Linked DNA regions of Homo sapiens: region 2 is linked to region 1. A link is a loop called in an ENCODE intact Hi-C map of the cell type or tissue named here. Cell type or tissue: mammary epithelial cell. All regions are shown on one strand. Links, peaks and the distances in the headings refer to the core of each region. The heading gives the core; the rest is flanking DNA. Region 1 has its middle 31 kb from the start of FLJ20712. Region 2 overlaps BBS9 (Bardet-Biedl syndrome 9).

Region 1 (13,168 bases), core at 2,821-10,820:
GATTCCATGACTTCACTATTGTGAATAGTGCTGTGATGAACATATGAGTGTGTGTGTCCTTTTGGTAGAAAAGTTTATTTTCTTTTGGGTTTATACCCAGTAATGGGATTGATGGGTCAAATGGTAGTTCTGTTTTAAGCTCTTTGAGAAAACTACAAACTACCTTCCACAGTAGCTGGCCTAACTTACATTCCCACCAGCAGTGTTTAAGTGTTCCCTTTTCTTTGCAACCTCCCCAGCCTCTGCTATTTTTTGACTTTTTAATAATAGCCATGCTGACTGGGGTGAGATAGAATCTCATTGTGGTTTTGATTTGCATTTCTGTTATGACTAGTGACAATGAGCATTTTTAAAAATATGTTTCTTGGCCACTTGTATATCTTCTTTTGAGAAGCAGCTGTTCATGTCCTTTGCCCATCTTTTTTTTTTTTTTTTTTTTTTTTTTCTGAGACGGAGTCTTGCTCTGTAGCTCAGGCTGGAGTGCAGAGGTGTGATCTCAGCTAACTGCAACCTCTGCCTCCCAGGTTCAAGCGATTCTATTGCTCCGCCTCCCATGTAGCTGGGATTACAGGTGTGCACAACCATGCCTGGCTACTTTTTGTATTTTTAGTAGAGATGGAGTTTCACTGGATGTTGACCAGGCTGGTCTCGAACTCCTGACCTCAAGTGATCTGCCCACCTTGGCCTCCCAAAATGTTGGGATTACAGGTGTGAGCTACCGCTCCCAGCCTTGCCTGTCTTTTAATGAGGTCATTTGTTTTTTGCTTGCTGATTGAAGTTCCTTACACATTCTGGATAGTAGTCCTTTATTGGATGCATAGTCTGCAAATATTTTCTCTCATTGTGCAGGTTGTCTGTTTACTTTGTTGCTATTTTCTTTTGTTGTGCAGAGCCCTTTAGTATAATTAGGTCCCACTGTTGTTTTTTTGTTTTTCTTACAATTGCTTTTGGGGACTTAGCCATAAGTTCTTTGCCAAGGCTGATGTTGAGTAGGTGAAATCTGCATTATTAACAGTTCCCTAAATTACTCTTATGTGTACAAAGCAGCCTAGACCCTGAGAGATGATTAAATGATCTTCAGAAATTCCATTCTCCTCAGAATAACATTCTGTTCTTTTCTGGAAGACAATAAAAAAGTGGAGAAGCTCAGCCTTACCTACTTCTCTCCCTGAGAACTACTAGGGGAGACCTGGGCACGTATCTTCGAAATGCACGGGCCCCCCTTGCTCTTTGATATCTGATGTTCTGGGAGAACACGTATAGGTTCTGACAATGTTTAAAACCTCCTAGTAGGGGCACAACAGTCTCTGATAACACACACATGCACACACACACACACACACACACACACATGGATTCTAAACATGCAAAAAATTCCTGTAAGGCCTGGTAGATATGATGTCAGAAAGAAAAACAATTGCAATATCTTTTGTGTACTATGTCACAGAACTGCAGCCAGGGAAGGGGTTAACATGTTATTCTCTGCAGGTAAGTTTCCTCTCTCTCTCTCTCTTTCTCAATCCATTCTTTAAAGGGCTGGGTAAATCATTGGTGGAGCTGGGCGGGATAGCAGGCAGAGGGAGGGTGTTCAGGCTGCATTTTAGGGGAAGCTGCAAGGACAATTGGGGCAGGAGGGTCCACAGAGTTACCCAAGGGGAAGAAGGACATTGATCCAGCTGCCTCTGTCTGTGGGGTAGCTTCTCACCATGTTCCCTTCTCTATCAGCTTTTGTCTTCTCTGGACACTAAAAAAACAAACCCAAATATGGTCAAATAGAAGAAAAGGAAGGCAAAGAAAAGGAGGAGGAGGAAAAGGAAAATGAAAGAGAAAAGAAAGAAGAAATTCTTTTAAAAGAAAAAGAAGCTAGAAAGTTACAAGGTGAATAAAATTAAAACACTGCCAGAAAAAAAATGTAAGAAAAACAAAGTATTAGTTGAAAATAAAATTTAAAATGTTTGTAAGATAAGGTACATGTGATAAAATGAATGATATTTAAAATAAAAGATAAGAGGCTTGAAGTTAATAAGATAAAAGTTTAAAAGCATAAGCATAGAGGAGGTAAAATATTAAGATAAAATGCTCATAGATGAAAAGCTGAAAATGTAAATCTACAGTTACACGCCATATTACGATGTTTTATTAAACCACAGGACCACATAGATGATGGTGGGCCCATAAGATTATAATACAGTATTTTTACTCTATCTTTTCTGTGTTTAGATATCTTATACACAAATACTGCTGTGTTACAGTTGCCTACGGTATTCAGTACAGGACCATGCTGTACAGGTCTGTAGTCTAGGAGCACTAGGCCATACCACATAGCCTCGGTGTGTAGGAGGCCCTACCATCTAGGTTGTGTAATGCACTCTGTGATGGTCACAACAACGAAATCACCTAAGGACACATATCTCCAAATATATCCCCATCATTAAGCAATGCGTGACTGTAGATGGGATTAGCAATTAAGTTCAGGAATTCAGGACTAAAAATACTAGGATAAAGATATTAAAACTCTAAGATTTCAAGTGTCATTTAGAGTTGGGTGCTTCAGGAAAATAACAGGTTTCCTGCTGACTCCTGTAGATTTTCTGGTGGCTTCTGTGAAGGCTGAATCCTGGAACCACCCCACTGCCCTACAGCCATGGTGGCAATAGACGCTTTCCTGCTTGCAAGTCTTCCTTCCTTCCTTCCTTCCCTCCCTCCCTTCCTCCTTCCCTCTTTCTTTCTTTTCTTTCTTTCTTTTCTTTTCCTTCCTTCCTTCCTTCCTTCCTTCCTTCCTTCCTTCCTTCCTTCCTTTCTTTCTTTCTCTTTCTTTCTTTCTTTCTTTCTTTCTTTCTTTCTTTCTTTCTTTCTTTCTTTCTTTCTTTCTTTTCTTCTTTCTTCTTTCTTTTTTTTTTTTTCTAGTTAAAGTCTTGCTCTGTTGCCCAGGCTAGAGTCCAGTGGCTCAATCTCGGCTAACTGCAACCTCCACCTGCCGGGTTCAAGCAATGCTCCTGCCTCAGCCTCCCTAGTAGCTGGGATTACAGGCATGTGCCACCACGCCCAGCTAATTTTTGTTTTTTTTTTTTTTTTTTAGTAGAGATGGGGTTTCACCGTGTTGGCCAGGCTGGTCTCGAACTCCTAATCTCCAGTGATCTACCTGCCTTGGCCTCCCAAAGTGCTGGGATTCCAGGTGTAAGCCACTGTGCCTGACCAAGTTTCTTTCTTACCCGTGCCTCCATCACTGGTGTTTGGTTTGGATTAAGAATGTAAGGTTGAGACCCAGAAAAATGACTGAATAAAGCCTATCTCTTTAGCCTATTATCTGCCCCCGTGTGCCTGGGAGTTGAGCCACATCAAGCCACCTGTCAGGACACAGACCTCCCTCCTGCCTCTTTGCCCACTGGGTTCCAATCCGTTTGCTTGGAATGCCATTCCTCCCTTCTTTTGCCTGGCTGGGTTTTACCTACCTGATAAACCTTAGCTCGAGAATCATTTCCCTGGGAAGCCTTTTCTGAGTCTCACCACTGTGCTTTCCCACCCCTAGTTTAGTTTATTTTTCAGCCACATTGCAGAATAATTGTTGATTTGCTTGTCTGCCTTCTCCACAGTACCAAAGATCGGGGACCACTGTATACTAATGGAAAAACAGCAACAGCAATAAAGCACGATCTATCCATTTTCTCATCACATCTTCAATAACCCCACAAAGCAGGCTCTGATAGCCACATTTTATAGATGAAGAAACAAAAACTTATTTATTTATTTCCTTGACAAATCTCCACTGACTTTCCACTATGTGCCTGGCATACAGGGGTTAACTAATCTGCCCAAGGCTGCCCATTTAGAAAACTGCAAAGCCAATCATTGAGCCCAGGCCTATCAGATTCTAAGCCTGTGCTCTCGCCAGGATGCCTTTTCTCCTCAGCACATAGTAGGCACTCAGTAAATATTTGTCAAAGAAGTAAATGGCTACATATGAGAGTAAAGGCCCTGGAAACCCAGCCCTCTTTCTCTGAGATCCTCCTCTAGCAATGGGCTGACAGTGCTACTTGGAGGCACTGCAGTTGCGTCTTTTGATCTTCCATGCATCCTTCTAAAGGAGGTACTGTGTTTTAGGAAGATCCCAAAGGTAAACATACAGGTTGCAATAAAGCTTTCCTGAGAATCTTCTTTTGAAAAAGCAAACAGGACACAGACTCCAGAGTTTTCAAATTATTGTGATTTCTAGGATTCGTTTTTATGGTTTGGGAGTGGAATGTATGGCTTAAGCAAACACAATTAAATCCAAATTACCCGTGGCCACGCAGCCACTGGCTGTCTTTCCGTGTGGGAAAAGGCAGGGCTTTGTAGGGCTAGAAAATATCTGAAAAAAATATGAAGTGACTCTGTCTTTTTTTCTTTCCCTTTTTGTAAATGTTCTTTTAAAACACACCAAATTCCTGAGGAATTTGCTGTTTTATCTGTTTATTTTTTTGATTTGTTAGTGTCCTAGAGCATGAAATCTTATTTAAAAGGCACTGTTCTTTCTTGATATGGATGCCCATGATTTTCATTCTTACTTTCTAAGTCCAAAAATGAAATGCAGTTCTGCCTCATTGGGAGCATTTCTGTATTCTTAAAATGTGCTGGTGTTTTTCCGGCTAAAGATGTTTCAGAAGCAGTGGGTAGGCAATTTGTTGTGATTCATAGTGAATTTATTTATATGGAGAATTTTCTCCAAATTTTAAACACAGTGTACCCTTTGGTACTTCGCGTATGTGCCAAAGTGTCATCTCCATATGACTGGTGCAGGCCATTTGAATAAAGTTCCAGATGGGAATCATTGTTCAAATTATTCCTTTCCCATCATCTAAATACAAATAGCAAAATGGAAAGCCGTTTTCCATTGCTTCCCAAACAATAATAATAATAATAATAGTATGAAAAAATCCTGACAGATACCTTCAGATAGTATGATATTATAATGACCGTAACTGCTATAATGGGACTCTTTTACAGATGGCAGCCGAGCCTGATCAAACCATTCATTAGTCCTTCTAAAAACTGTCATATACATTCTCTTCTTTATGGTTCAAAACACAAAAGCCCCTTTGTGCCTTTAGAGACGTAGCTGCAATTTCAAATAAAAAGAGCAGCACATTAGCTGCCATTATGCCTGAGCCATATCATCAGCATAAAAATGAATTTGTAATATTTTGCCACATGTGATGTATTATTGCCGGGCTATGTAAACAATACTGGGTCTGAAATTGAGCCTTGGGGACTCCCTTTACAACTGACAAATTGAGAAACAAGGCCATCAACTCTCACACATTGCATCCGGTGAGTTAAATAACTCAGCCAAGATCCATTTCCAGCCCAGTCTGAGATAATCTCTGTCCTGTAATAATAAATCATAGTCAAGGGCGTCGGATGCCCCAGGCAGATCTATAAACCCGTAAACAAGGCTATGCTCCACAATTTTGATCACTCTTAAAAGCTCAAGCCAAATCATTCATGGGTTTAATCTCAGCATTGGTCACAATTACATTCACAGCTCCCGTCTGCCCATGAAAAACAGCAGAGTTGCTGTTTAGAAATAGATCAAGGTAGTAGCTTTCTCTCTTTGTTGATTTTTTGGCTTTCCCTTCTGTACTCATGAAATCAGTGAAAGCTGGCGTCTGCACTGGGGATCAGCCACAGAGAGCATGGGACAAGTTCTATTTATTCCAAAGGAAGGAAGCAGAGGAAGATTGCATGGTAAAGCCGGGTTGCTGGGCAAATGATTCCATTGTCGTAGAACGTGGAACCAGAGTTTTGGGCAGAAATGGCCTGGGGAATGGTGAATTTGCTCAGTTGTGCCTCCTAACTGAGTTTTTTCACTTTGCGTTGGTGGCTTATGTTCATGGTTTCATAGGTTTAACTGTCTGATTGGTGGCCACTTTGAGCACAATGGGATTGTTAACACTTGTTGGTTGTATAGGGTCAAAGCTTATACACGGATGAGAATTGACTGCTCAGACCAAGTGTTTGGCAATTCTCAGTCTGTATTTTGTTCTTTAACTTGCTCTAAAATTCACAATAGAGTTAATCTATTCCTCTTCTCGAGCTTTACTTATTTTCGGAATTAATTATAGTTGGCCCTCATTATCCACAGTTTAGCTTTCCCAAGTTTCTGTTACCTCAACTGTGGTCCAAAAATAGGTTAAGTACAGTACATTAAGATATTTTGAGAAACAGAGAGAGACAGAGACCATATTAATATAAATTTTATTACAGTATTTATTATAGTGTCTAATTTCACTATGGTTAATTTTTTCCTGTGCCTAATTTATAAATTTATCATAGGCATATATGTATAGGCAAAAACAGTGTCTATAGGGTTCAGTACTATCCAAGGTTTCAGGCATCCGCTGGGGGTCTTGGAATGTACTCTCCACGAATAAAGGGAGACTGCTGTTCACACAAGAGCTGAACAGCCAAAACTGGGGAGATTGATAGGGGGTACCAAAGAGAGAATTTGGAGTTCAAAGTAAGATGCGTAACTCCTTTTATGATTAATATTGGCAGGAGAGGGAATTAGCATTTGCTAAACACATACTCAGTTCAAGGCACTATGCTGCCTGACTTGGAAATGTTATCTCACTTAATCCTGACAGTAATCCTGTTGGGTGATATAATCATTATTTAAGAAAGAGGAGGCTGGGCGTGGTGGCTCAAGCCTGTAATTTGTTTTACACTTTGGGAGGCCGAGGTGGGCGGATCACAAGGTCAGGAGTTTGAGAAGAGCCTGGCCAATATGGTGAAACCCTGTCTCTATTAAAAATACAAAAATTAGCCGGGCGTGGTGGCGCACACCTGTAGTCCCAGTTACTTGGGAGGCTGAGGCAGAAGAATCGCTTGAACCCGGGAGGTGGAGGTTGCAGTGAGCTGAGATCGTGCCACTGTACTCCAGCCTGGGCGACAGAGAGAGACTCTATCTCAAAAAAAATAAAGAAAAAAAGAAAGAGGAAAATCAAGACTCAGAGGGGCGAGGTCACTTGCTCAAGCACACATAGCTATGTGACTGACAGAGCTGAGAGATGAAACTAGGTTAGGGTGACTGTCAACACACAGTGTTTCTCCTGTGCCTCACTGCCTCCCAAGAGTGAGATCTCAAATTTATGTGACATCTCTGACTTAAGGCTGGGTAGGCAAATAGGATTTTATGTCAAAGTTGCTGTATTAGTAGTAGTGCCTGGAATGCCGTGTGGAGAAAGATTGTCGTTGGGTGAAATTCTCCAGTTGATGAATGGTGTTGGCCACGTGTTTGGCTGGGGAGGCCAGCAGGCAGCAGGCCGGCTGAGCGTATGCTGGGTTCGCCTCAGGTTACTAGGAGGCATAGTCTATTGTCAAGCAGAATTGTGCCTGTGTGTTGGGTAACAATGTATACCCACAATGGTTATACGTTGGTGCAATGTATTATTCATAACCTGTTAGGAAGAAAATTCTGTTGAAAAAAGCCTCCTAATTGCCACTCTGGAAAGTATCAAGTTGTGGTCCATCAGCATTTCAGGGGCTTATATTTTTGTAAGTAAAACACACTTGAAGGCACCCTGGCAATACCTAGGGTATCCTGCCCTTAAAGCATCCTATTTAGAGAGTAATTATTTTCTATCTTTGTTGCAGTAACAATAGGGGAATGAAACCTAAATGAATGATCAAAACAAAAACTCCTCCAACCACGAGGTGGCGCTATAATCTATTACTCAATTTATAAATGCTTCGTGGATTGCTTGCTGACTATTCTCTTTTTGTTCCTGTTTTACTTGCTTACTTTTTAAAAATTTATTTTTTTAATTGAAAAATAAAAATTGCATCTATTTATTGCATACAACATGTTACTTTGAAATATGCATACTCTGTGGAATGCCTAAATTGAGCTAATTAACGTATGCATTACCTCACACACTTTTTATCTTTTGTGTGGTGAGAACATTTAAAATCTACTCTCTAGGCAAATTTGCAAAAATACAATACAATACAATACATTGTTATTAACTGTAGTCATAATATTGTGCAATGGATCTGTAGAACTAATTCCTGCCATCTAACTGAAATTTTGTACTCTATTTTTCTTTTCACACTCATTTTAGTTCTTTCCTTCATTTCTCCAACCCTTCTCAAAACAAACTAACGAGCCAATGGTCCAACAAGCAAATATCTCCTCCAAGTACCTTTTTTATTATTATTCTTTCCTCATAGTCCCCGTATTTTAAATGACTTAATGTAGCAAACAAACCTTAATTAGTAATAAAAATTCATTTGGGGGTTTTCATTAATCAAAGACTATCAGAGCTTCTGCTCAGAATATGTGTTATCAAGTAAGTTATGTTTCTCCAGCTAAAAATTAAAGACATTTAGTATTTTAGATAGCATGCCTATGTAATGTTATCAAGGTTTTTTTTTTCAAGTAATGGAAATTGTTCACCAATACTCATTACTGCCTTTAAAGACTTCTGGGAGGGGTGTCTTTAAACTCTTTTTGAGAATCAAATTCATTCCTGGGTCCCTGGGTAGAAATTTTGTAAATATCAGGATGCTGAGGCTGCCTCTCCAAAAGCAATACCTACTGGTTCTCTTTCTTGGTCGTTTGCTCACAAATTCAAGCTCCTTGCCCAGGATTTAATTCTCCATTTCGGAGAATTTAATCCTGAATAACACTTACACCTGAATAACGTCTTTAATTCTAGGTTCTTATCATTCACCAAGAAAACTAGGCCATTTTGGTTTAAATTAAATCACCGAAGTTCTTGTATGATTTGTTGGTAATAGTAAAAGAGACTAGACTCATGAAATTAGGGATCGCTCACAGTTGTAACAATTAGACCACACTTCCTCCCAGACACAAGTTTTAAGACTATCAATTAAATATAAACAGGTTTTCTGGCTGTAAGATTTTAGCTTTTGTTTCCTTTCCAGTTAGCCTAGAACCCAGCAGTCCACATGTGCCTGAGAGAGGAAGAGATGGTAAGACCAAATGTTGCTCAAAACCTTGGAGACAAGTTTGGTTCTAGCATGAGCTGAAGTTTTACTAGATTAGGAATTTATATAGGCTATGTCCTTCAATTCGTCTACATAATTTCCCATTGTCTAGTGAGCACTATAGCTCAAGGACCAATGGCACCCAACACCTTAGAAATAAAATTCGTGAGTCCAAAGACAAAGCATGCTATTGTTTGGCTCCTTCCACTGCCACAGGAAGACTTTTGTTATTGGACTAAACTTAGAAGAAGTGAAAGTTTTATGATAAAAGCAATTCTAAGCCAGTCTTTGCATAATGAGCCAATCCCAACAGTCACCTAATAATATTTTCCTCCCTGAACTCTACCTTTGAATAAACATCTTCCTAATCATGTGCCCCAAACTGTTTCTAGCGAATTCAGGAAGAGAGCAAAGTCCAACTATATCTGATGTATCACCCAAGTGGTCCAGAGGTAGATGGCTCGATTGATACAAACCCAACGTAAATTCACAGATTTCAGACGTGTTATATTTATGATCAACTGTGACCCACAAAGTGAAAAGTGTGTGGATCAGTGAAGTTTGGTGGTCTTTAAAAAGGAAGGGAGGCCCTCATCTCCCCCAGAATGGTGCTGAATGTGGCTGGAATGTAGCTAGGTGTCTGCCAGCTGCCATCCAGGCATAATCCAGGTGGGAGCCCCATCTTGGTACAGAACGTAGGAACCCATCTACAGTTCTGTGGCTTTCCTTCCCCAGAGCTGTGTCTGGCCTGAATGTAAAGATGTTTGGAGAAGATGACAAATCCAGTCCATGACCCTGGCTTTAGTCCAGTTCCTCTGACCCCCCTAAATCAGGTCTCAGAGCAACTTGGAGCTTAATGCAGAGGAAGATAATTCTTCTGACTGTGGAAAATATTAGCTAAATAGATGACAAAGATCGGTTGTAAAATCTCTCTAAGAAATGAATTAGATCAGTCTGTCTGCCTAAGGTGGTATGGATGTAATTACCCCTAAAAGCGTGTTTCTTTACATGTAAAACGGGGATTATAGTGGTACCTATATAATGTTCACAATGGTGGTTGTGCAGATGAAGTGAGTAGTGCAGGTAGTGCACTGTGCTACGTTGTTGTAAGTGGTCAGTAACTGATAATATAAAGGGGGACTCCCTTTCTATCCTAGAGGTGACACATTCTCGCCAACTGTTACTGAGTTCAAGAAGAGTCTCTTTCTCTTGTTCTCTCTCTCTCTGTACACACACACACACACACACACCCTGGGGGGTATTAAACAAAGTGTTCCTTTAAAGCTGTATTGTGGTTAATCTCTTATGGCTTGATGAAAGAGCCTCTCTGTATGGACAACCCCTAAGTTCATAATGGCCGTAAAGGACTGAAGGATGGAGAGTGAAATGTGGAACCAGTTTCTCATTGTACTGAAATGTATCATTTTTGGGATTCTTGTTAAGAGACAGTGTCTTCAGTTTCATCATGCACAATTTGTTGTGAGCCCAGCCAAATATGGCCACGTAGTACATCAAGGTGATAATTTTCTAGCACTATGCTAAGTGTTACACACACGTGATATCATGTAACTTTTCACTGAGACCCTAAGAAGTAGCTACTATTTGTCTACCCATTTTACCAATAGGAAAATTGAGACTCAGAAAGCTTAAATTATTTGGCCAAGCTCACAAAAGCAACATGTACAGAGCTAGGATTTGAATTCAGATCTGTGAGAACCCCAAGCTCTTACCACTCCCTTTTCTTCCCTGCCTCCCATCTGCCTCACTCATGTGAATGGCATAAAGATACTCCAATATTGACTTGGCTTGGAGCTTCAGAATGGGGGCCTGCGGAAATGTCTGGAGACATTTTCAGTTGCCACAGGTTGAGAACCCCGCCCTGATAGTATACAGGGGAAGCTCTGTGGTGTAGTGTAGTAAACAACAGGCTTATAAATGTTAGATCATCGAAAGAGTGTGTATCTCATCCCCCAACTCTGCAGGGGAGGTCTGATTACCACCTTTAACACATAGGAAACTGAAGCTCAGAAAAGATAAGTCACTTCCTCAAGATCACATGGTTAGCAATCATTGGAGCTGGAAATGATACTAAGGACTCCTGATCCCAAAGTAGAGATTTTCTCCTTTATCACAATGATCCCTGGGCCATTGTTTTTCTCATCAAATTTAGACTTTTAGTTTACCTAAACATTATTTAGCTTGCTTGGTGGTTCTCAAGTGATAACATGCATCGGATTTGCAGGAGGGCTTGTGGAAGCAGATTGCTAGGCTTCACCATAGAATATCTGATGGGGCCCTGGTGGGGCCTGTGAATTTGCTTTTCTATCAAGCTCCTGGGGGATGCTGATGCTGCTGGACCAGGGCCACACTGAGAACCACTGAATTAGGTCTCAAATGTGTTTTCTTTCTTCTTCTCTTCTGAGTCTTCTTCTGCCTCCTTTTTGCCTCTCCTCCCCCAACTGTCTGGGGACACGAAGAGTGCTGAATTTGCAGCCTGGCTTCTATGGACAGGCTAAGGCTGACAGGCTGGTGAAATATTAGTGCAACATGTGAAACTTACAGCCTTCCGAAGGCTCACTGCAGAGCGCAACCGATTACATGCGTCACTGGTCCAAGTGTTCCTTACAGTCTCCTGGGAGTGAATTAAAATCCTTTGCTGGTGACATAGAGGGGTGGACTGGTTCTGGGTCTGGTCTAATCTGGGTCAGAGAGCATGGGCTGATCTGTCATCTGAAACACTGAAACTTCTCCCAGGCGTCTCCTGGGGGATGATGGCTGCCCGCTGTGCTGGAGGCAAATGGGAGGAGGTACAGATGGAGGCCTGTCCCTTGTCCCTTTGTCTGGCAGCTGCTCTCCTCACAGGGTGGTTGCTGCAGGCAGCAGTAGGTGGTCTGCATAAGGGGCTGGGAAACCAGGCTTCCCACAGCCTTGGGGGTTCCCTCCAATTTGTTACCTCTGAATGCTTGGAACATCTGATGTGCCAGAGGTCCAGGAATTTGTGATGAATGTACAATGAAGACATATGCTGTACTCAAACTAGCAAAAGAGGCCAAGGAGGGGAATCTGGAAACTAGTATTTATTGAGACTGATCATGTGCCAGGCATTGTGTTCGATACTTTACATTCATCTCATTTAATCCTCATAACAGTCTTGCAAGTTAGATGTTCTTACTCATGTGAAGAAAATGGGGTTTCAAGAAGCTAAATAACTTGCCTAAGCCCATCAACCTTGAAAATGGAGAAGCCAGGATTTCAGCCCAAGGTAATCTGACCCTAGCAGCTGTTATCTTTCCATTTAATGAGAGAGAGAGAGAGAGAGAGAGAACTTGAAGGCTTGAGGTTCAGAGGAGGTGAGGATGCCTTATGACTTGTGATTTACTGGGCAATTACTAGGCCAGTTTTCACTTTAGCCAACCTTCGTCAAGTAATTTTGAAAGAGCATGTCTTCCTTCTTTTGCTTGGTTCAGAGAAATTTAATAGGCCAGTTTTGACTTTAGCCAACCTTCGTCCAGTAATTTTGAAAGAGCATGTCTTCCTTCTTTTGCTTGGTGCAGAGAAATTTAGAACAAGGGGAAATAATGCATTAATACATGCTGTAAGAAGTTTGCTTCCATCGTTAGGCAAGTGACTTGTGGAGTGAATATTCCCCTTAGAGCTGTAGGGGGCACAGTAAATCCCAAAACAATTGAAGGAATTATAGAAGCAGGATAGTACAGGACATTAGGACGTTGTGCCTGATCAGGGGAACGAAGCAATTTGTTCTCCTCTCAACCAAAGTTTATCATTTCTTCTTAGTAGATGAAAATGGAATGTCACTGCTTTTTTTCTTTTTATAAGTAAGAAAAACAAATCAACATGCTCCCTATTGTTTCCCTGACTTGTGAAAATAAAATCCAAACATATATTTGTGATTTCATACAGCCCGGAAGACCATGAAAGAAACATGAGCCCGAGGAATTTGTCAACCCACTCTCTCTCTGTGGTCTGCAATGCCTGGGTTTTAATTACTAGTAGGAAGGGCGCTTGAATTGGCAAGACTCTTTTAGTATTCATTCATCTTGAGCAAATTGTGACATCCATGGGGTGGGGAGAACCAAGCATTTAAACTACTTTTTGGCATAATTGGCCTTGACCTTCATAATTTCATAATATGCTTAGTGGTATATGCAACAGGCCTGAC
Region 2 (8,000 bases), core at 1-8,000, 570 kb before region 1:
AATTAGCTGGGCATGGTGGTGGGTGCCTGTAATCTCAGCTACCCGGGAGGCTGAGGTGGCAGAATGGCGTGAACCCAGGAGGCGGAGCTTGCAGTGAGCCGAGATCGCACCACTGCACTCCAGCCTGGGTGACAGAGCGAGACTCCGTCTCAAACAAAACAAAACAAAACAAAACAAAAAACTATCCTTTAACCCTCTAAACTAGGCAAAAAGAAAAAAAAATCCACATTTCCATGCCTTCTTATAATCTTTTTTCAAAAGCACATTTCATTTTCCTGACACACCTTGCATATAAAACTCTTTCTCTAGTAGTCTCAATTATATGTTACACTGTTAACTCTTAGAAACTTACTTTTGGTGAAAAATCTGGTAAATACATGATTTTAATTATGTACTAGGTGTGGAGCCTAGGGCACCAGACAGAAGTGCAGATAAGGTGTGACTCTCATGTATAGTTAGGGGATGTGGCTAACTCCACATGTCCCCAGGCCTTACTTAAAATCTAACGGCTCCACAGCAGTTAAGTTGAACAATTTTCAAGAGTCAAAGAAGCAGTTTATGACCTTAAAGCATTTATCAAACCTAATATCTGACCTGCCTAATTTAGACCAAGTGTCTTTATTTTACTAATAATCTTTAAAGCTGTGTTTTTATTTCCCAAAGATTACTTAAGTCACGTGAACTAAAAGGCATTATAGTCTTAATTTTTTTATAATATTTAAGTGCCTATTATTTTTAAACCAATTAATCAGAACTTATATAGATATATATAAACATCACACACACAACACATATAAATACACAGACAAAAGAAGATCCAATAGTTGTAAGATTTTTCATTTGCCAGTTTCTAAGTTTCCCTTTAAAGCATTCAGTTTCTAGCCTTAATAAACAGGTATAGGTGGAAGGCGAAACAGATCCCCCAAAATTAAGGGTTCCATTTTTATACCAGATCCTGGATCCCAAAAAAGGGATGGGTAGCAGCCCATTTCCCATGGGAGTCTTATCTCTCAGTAGGGGATGGGGACATTTCCATACCTTCTAGGTGGCCAAGAGCATGCTTCTCTGATCCAAACATGGAAAGAGCTGAGTGTCCCCCCATAACTTCCATTAGCTGTCCCCAAAAGTGTATTTCCTACCTAGTTATTACGCATGAAATCTCTCGCATAATATGAAGTAATTTCTAATACCCCCAAAAGTAAAAAATGTGAGAGGGATCTATTTTCAATTCTTAGGGTTCCACGAGGGAAACAGATGTCTTTTTTTCCCCCCAAAATGGAGTCTGCAGCACCTCCTCTGTTTTTCCCAAGGTGTCCCAAGCTGTTAAATATTATCTTAGGTCCTCTCGTGTGCATCAAGAATGTCAAGAAGACAAAATGGAGAAAATTCAGTTGACTGAGAAGAAAAAACCCCTTTTCCAGAAAAACACAATCCACGAAGAGGAAAAAAAAACATAAAGGCCTTTAAAATGTACGTATAACTTGGATATCTGCTTTTAAGTAAGCTGACTTTTAACCATAGTGCTCCTTAAAAAAAATTCCTTATAAACCTCTTATTACCCTACTTTAACCAGGCCAAACAGACAATATTTCTGGCTTTTAAATGTTACCAAAAGTAACCTCACAGGTGAAACCAATAAGCCTTAGTTACTAAGCTACAGCACTGGACAGTTTCCATTGCCCTTCCCAGAAAGAGCCTAGAGCAGTCAATTTTGAGCTTGCAAAAGCTTTTAACTGCTTGAGATAATTTTTAGAGCTCTGACATAAACTCCAAAATTCCTGTCCTCCAGATGGCTGAGAACAAGAGAAAGTACTGCCACGTACTTAAAAGGTCAAGCTCCCAAGGACATAAAACAAGACAAGCGGGGAACCTCATTCAGTTTTTTTTTGTTTGTTTGCTTCAGGAACCTGCAGCAAAGTTTGTAGCTGACTAGTTTGCTGGGCTAGCTTGAACAGCAGGCTTGTTCTAAGCCCATGTGTCCTAAGCCCATGTTCAATCTTAAGGTACTCCTCTTTATGACAGAATATAGTAAAAAACATTTATAGCAGAAAGTTCCCCAGAGTTGCTATAGCTTAAGACCAGCCTCACAAATCCTTTTTCTCATTAATTAAAATATTGCAAGAGGTAGTGATTTTTACCACACCTATAAGCAGTTTGCACACAGAGAGAGAGAGAGAGAGAGAGAGTGAGAGAAGAAAGGCAAGGGAAGGGAGAAAAGCATTGCCTGCAGTGGGGTGGGAAGACGAGGAGCTTAGGGGAAGCTAGAGAAAGACCCACCATTGCAGTGACACTAAACAAAGTTCAGGTGGTTGCTTGTAATTTGCTAAGGGATCTTTTCCAGCAGTCCCATCAGCTTTCAAGTTTCCCCTTTTGGGGAGAAAAGAAGCTCCCCATGTCCGGTGATCCTGTACATGCCTAATCCCCCCACAGCCATCAGCAAAGAGCGCAAGGCAGATTAATCCAAAGAAAATAGTGGTTAACATCCCATAATGCCAAATTCATTTTTAACCAAGAGATTTTACTGAGAGGGGCCTCTAACCGCCTAAATCTTAAGAAGAACTCTAACCTTCCTAAGTTGGGTCTCGAACCCAAATTTGTCGAGAATCCTTACTTTTTATTAAGAGGGTCATTTAACCCATTCTGTCTTAGGAGAGACTTTAAATCTTCTAAGTTGGGCCTCTAATCCACCACTTAACCATAGTCGGCCAATGGGTTCTGCATTCTGTTTCCTTTGGGTCAGGAGTCTCCTTCGTATCGTTCTTTCATGGTTCACCAGGAGAATGTTACTGGAAAGGGGTCCTGATCTAGACCCCCAGACAGGGTTCTTGGATCTCAAACAAGAAAGAATTCAGGGCAAGTTCATAGAGTAAAGTGACAGCAAGTTTATTAACAAAGTAAAGGAATAAAAGAATGGCTACTCCATTGGCAGAGCAGCCCTGAGGGCTGCTGATTGGCTATTTTATGATTATTTATTGATTAAATGCTAAACAAGGGATGGATTATTTATGAGTTTTCCAGGAAAAGGGTGGGCAATTTCCCCAGAACTGAGGTTTCCTCCCCTCTTTAGACCATACAATGTAATTCCCTGATGTTGCCATGGCATTTGTAAATTGACATGGCACTAGTGGGAGTGTCTTTTAGCATGCTAATGCATTATAATTAGTGATAATGAGTAGTGAGGACAACCAGAGGTCACTTTGGTCGCCATCTTGGTTTTGGTGGGTTTTGGCTGGCTTCTTTACTACATACTGTTTTATCAGTAAGGTCTTTGTGACTGTACCTTGTGCCAACCTCCTGTCTTATCCTGTGACTTGGAATGTCTAACCTTCTGGGAATGCAGCCCAGTAGGTCTCAGCCTCATTTTACCCAGTCCCTATTCACGGTGGAGTCGCTTTGGTTCCGATGCTTCTGACAAAGCTATGAATGAACATCTTTTTACATAAATCTTTATCTACATTTCTGATTATTTCCTTAGGATAGAGTGGAGAGGTTGAGTTATTAAGTCAGACACTTGTAAAATATTTTTTTCCAATATGAAAGTAGCTTTAGTCCTTAAATACTGTATAAATTGCAAAAAGTTCAGAACTTAGGTAGAAGAAAGTAAGACTCCAAGACTTGTACATTTCATAAGAAAGCCCACTTTCTAAGCCTGATGTCTTTAATGTATATTTAGTGTGCACCTTTCCAGTAGTGAGTGGGTGATTCTTTTAATTGGAAAGCTTCCCTGGAGTTGATGTTATTTAAAAAAGAAACCTAAAAATCCTTGTTTTCTACTTTCCTCTATTTCATATGGCATCTTATGGAATTATTGTTTGGTATTCATGTCATGTCTCAATAAAGGAATTAAACAAAACTAAAGCCCAACACAGTTTTAAGCAAATGTGTTATTTAAATTATGGAAAGGCAGTGGGAGAAGAGGTGTGCAGTATTTTGTGTGTGCGTCAAAATGAACTAACACTAGATGGCAGTCCTCTATAACTTTTGGCCTTAGTTGCTGCTGCTTTAGAATAAGGTATGGCAAGAAATCACTAATGGAGGAATGTTGATCCCATAATAATGCTTTGTCTTTTATTAAAAATAAATGTAACTTCTTTGAGTTGCACAACAGGGTGGGTTTTTAAAAGACAGTTAATTATAACAGATAACAGAATATAATATAAAAGCGCTTTCTAGCTGTGCTTCTCAAACTTTTAACTTTTTTAAAACTTTTAAGTTGCATTTGAATTATAAGGGGATCGTGATTAAAATGCGGATTCTTGTAAGTCTGAAATTGGACCTTAAATGCTGAATTTCTGACAATATTCCAGGTAATGCTAAGCTGCAGTGATCTAGAGGTGTGCTATAGCCCTATGTCTGCAAAATGCTTATTTTGTATCAGGCAGTGTTCTAAGAGCTTTTACAGGTTGAAAAAGTAACTGTGAGTGGTGGAGGGAGGATTTCTACCCAGCCTGTCTGCATCTAGAGGCTTCTGGTATTAGTCACACTAAACTGCCTCCTTGATTGGGCTGTGAGTGAATTTACCTCCTCCCCCATTCAGAAAAAACTTTCCTATCAGAATGGAGTGTAGTTTGGTTTGGCTAAAGTTAAGTGCATATCTTTGATTCTTCATAGATTATGGGAAATATGTTAACTTCTGGGTCGTATGTTTGCTTTTTCAGTTTTATTTTTCTGGTTGGTGCTTTGGTTTGTAAGAAAAGTCCAAAAAAATTTAAAATTCCTCCAAAAATTATAATATTAATTGGTTGTATTGGGCTTTTATTTATTTATTTTTGCAGAGGGGAAGTGTGTTTGAAGTTAAAAATGTTCGTTGTTTTTTAAAATTTAAATCCAAGCTGCTTTTTTGAAGGAATATGTGATTTTGGGTTCTAAAAAAATATTAGTTTATCTTTGTTTTTTATGCTCTTGACAAATTAATGCTTGCAAAATTTAGTGAGTAGCATAAGCATAGACAAACAAGTTACAGTTTGGACATATACTAAATCAATTTTGAAAAGGTAGATTTTAATAGATTTAAGATATGTTAGTAATATTGGTGGAATTTATTTGTTTTGGTAATTTGAACTCTACTTGTTTTTGAAAAAAGAACAAAATGATATTTTTGCCAGATTTTCACTTGCTTTTGTTTCTTTGTGTTACTAAAATTTCCAATGGTTGTTAACATGGTATTTTACCTAGTTAAGACAAACTTGCCATTTCAAAATAATATTTGGAAAAAGACAGCATTAATATTGATTCACAGAAAGCCAGTGGTGAAGAAAATAATATTGTTTTAAGGTCAACAGCTGCATATACTTAACGTAGTAAAATAAGATACTTCTTGTAGTCTATGTAGTATCAAGATATTTGAGCTAGAATTTCTTTCACTGATAGTCTGATTTAGAGTCCCTGTAGTAACTGACCCAAAGTCCTCAGTTACCCGAAATTTACCTTGTTGGCTGTGAAAAGATGATGAACCTTATATAGGAATCTTTCAAGTGTGTAACAGGGACACTGGGAAGGAATTGTTGGTTTGTTGTAGGTGCTTGGGCACTTTCAGGGACTGAAGCAAGTCTGGTGTGTTGTTCCTCCCTTACATCATCTCTCTTTGTCCCTCCGTCTGTCCATCCCCTCATCCATTCGATGCATATTTACTAAGAATTCTGAGTGCCCAGGCACTGTGTTAGTTTTCTTGGAATAGACAGATAAGGAAAAGACAGTTTATGGGCTGGCCATGGTGGCTCATGCCTGTAATCCCAGCACTTTGGGAGGCTGAGGTGGGCGGAGACTTGAGGTCAGGAGTTCGAGACCAGCCTGGCCAACGTGGTAAAACCCCATCTCTACTTAAAATACAAAAAAATTAGCTGGGCACGGTGGTGGGTGCCTGTAATCCCAGCTACTTGGGAGGCTGAGACAGGAGAAATCGCTTGAACCCAGGAGGCGGAGGTTGCAGTGAGCCGAGATTGCATCATTGCACTCCAGCCTGGGCGACAGAGCGAGACTCCGTCTCGAAAAAAGAAAAAAGACAGTTTATGTTCTCAAGTAGCTCACAATCTAGGAGTAATAAAGATGAAGGGTTAACTATAAAATAATGAGGCAAATCATGATAGAGATGAATATGTGCAAAACGATGCCCTAGGATTAGAGCAGCTCCCTGTAGTTGAGTGAATGTGTGTGTGTGTGTGTGTGTGTGTGTGTGTGGCGGGTGGGGGTGGGGTAGGGTGGGGGGAGGGGCGGGGGCGAGGGGAGTAAATGAGAGTGGGGAGTGTGCTGTTACCTTTTTTATTCCAGCCCTTCATTTTTATCCTCTTTAATCCAGAGATTAGTAATTCCCAGTTTCAATTTTATGGTCTTCAGTATGGTCTTTAGCCTTTGTTGCCCAAAGGTTGAACCATTCAAATTCCTTCTGGTATAGTTTGTTCCTCTCAAGAAGATTACTTTTCAGACTTTATAGTGCTTTAAAAACCTTGCCATTTTTAGGCTACTAAATTGACTTTTTAACTTATAGCATAAAGCCCTCAGTAAGGGACAATTATTTTCTTTAGCTACCAGCTGATCTTTAATGGAGAAGGATATAGTGCTCTTCAAGAGTACTATGACTATGTTTGTTGAGAATGACAAATTTAAGGGTAGGGATAAGAAGAGGAACTAGCACAGAGATTAAGGAATATAAATTTAGAGACAGAAGAGCATGGTGTCATGGAAGGAGAGGGAAGGGAGAGATTCCAAGAGGCACTGAAGGACTTGAGAGTTCAGAGGTTAAGCAGCTGGAGTATTGGAAAGAAAATGTTGGATTTGGTCATTTGCAAGTCATTGGTGATTTTAGGGAGAATAATTTTAACAGAAGGGTAGGAACATTGGTCATGTTGCACTGGAATGAGGAATTCATAGAGAAGAAATGGAAATCCCAAAGGAAAGGTGCTTTGTAAAGGGGTTTGGGCATGAAGGTAGGTGCAATTAAAGCCATAGCCAGAGGGGAACATGTTTTATAAGGGGGGGAGAAGTCTTTGAGAACACATCATGAAATCTTAATCTGATAAACCAAATGCCTTTCATAGATAGTATTTTGCTGAAAAAATTTGACCTGAATACATTTTTACTTTTATTTTATTTTATTTTTTTGTTTTAGAGACAGGGTCTAGCATTGTCACCCAGGCTGAGTGCGGTGGTACGATCTCAGCTTACTGCAACCTCTGCCTCCCGAGTTCAAGCAGTCCTCCTGCCTCAGCCTCCTGAGTAGCTGGGACTACAGATGTGCGCTACCATGCCAGGCTATTTGTTTTTTTTTGTAGTGACGGGGTTTTGCCATATTGCCCAGGCTGGTCTCAAATTCCTGGGCTCAAGCGATCTGCCTGCCTCAGCCTCTCAGAGTGCTAGGATTATAGGCATGAGCCATTGTGCCTGGCCCCATTTTTATTTTTAAAATTATGTTGTTTTGATTATGATGTGCCTATAATTTAAAACATTGTTTCTCATCGTGTAATTTGTGCCTTATAGCCCTGTTGAATTATTGCCTTCTTTTCATAATAAATATGTGGTTTATGGGGAAAAAGCCTATTTAATACTTCATGAGATTAAAAGTCAGACCCTTTGGAAAAAAAAGAAAAGGAAAAGAAATACTTTATTAGAAATTATCACTATTACACCACCATCTGGTTCTTTCTTCAATGTTTTTTTAATTAAAAAAAAATAGTTGCTGGGTGTGGTGGCTCACGCCTGTAATCCCAGCACTTTGGGAGGCTGAGGGGGGCGGATCACGAGGTCAGGAGATCAAGACCATCCTGGCCAACATGGTGAAACCCCGCCTCTACTAAAAATACAAAAATTAGCTGGGCGTGGTGGCATGTGCCTGTAGTCCCAGCTACTCAGGAAGCTGAGGCAGGAGAATCGCTTGAACCCAGGAGGCAGAGGCTGCAGTGAGCCGAGATCGAGCCACTGCACTCCACTGCACTCCAGAGTGAGACTCTGTCTTAAAAAAAAAAAAAAAAAAAGTAGATACAAGGTCTGGCTATGTTGCCCAGGCT

What was found. Peaks named below come from ENCODE experiments on the same cell type or tissue, not always from the same donor. Only the 100,000 strongest peaks of a DNase experiment are listed, where the experiment ranks them.
Region 2: a loop joins it to region 1, with 7 times the contacts of the local background. A loop is called at or near these places in 10 of 110 quality-filtered maps.

Annotation. Positions count from the first base shown.
Region 1 is chr7:33,750,072-33,763,239 of GRCh38, forward strand. No RefSeq gene overlaps it. Among named protein-coding and RNA genes, the nearest start is that of FLJ20712, 31 kb to the left of the region's middle. RefSeq lists an enhancer at 889-2,088. In mammary epithelial cell, for the core only: a CTCF peak has its summit at 7,699 (motif pointing right); no DNase peak of the experiment used is centred there.
Region 2 is chr7:33,181,936-33,189,935 of GRCh38, forward strand. The region is part of intron 5 of BBS9 (Bardet-Biedl syndrome 9); the gene reads left to right. Among named protein-coding and RNA genes, the nearest start is that of BBS9, 56 kb to the left of the region's middle. In mammary epithelial cell, for the core only: a CTCF peak has its summit at 3,968 (motif pointing right); no DNase peak of the experiment used is centred there.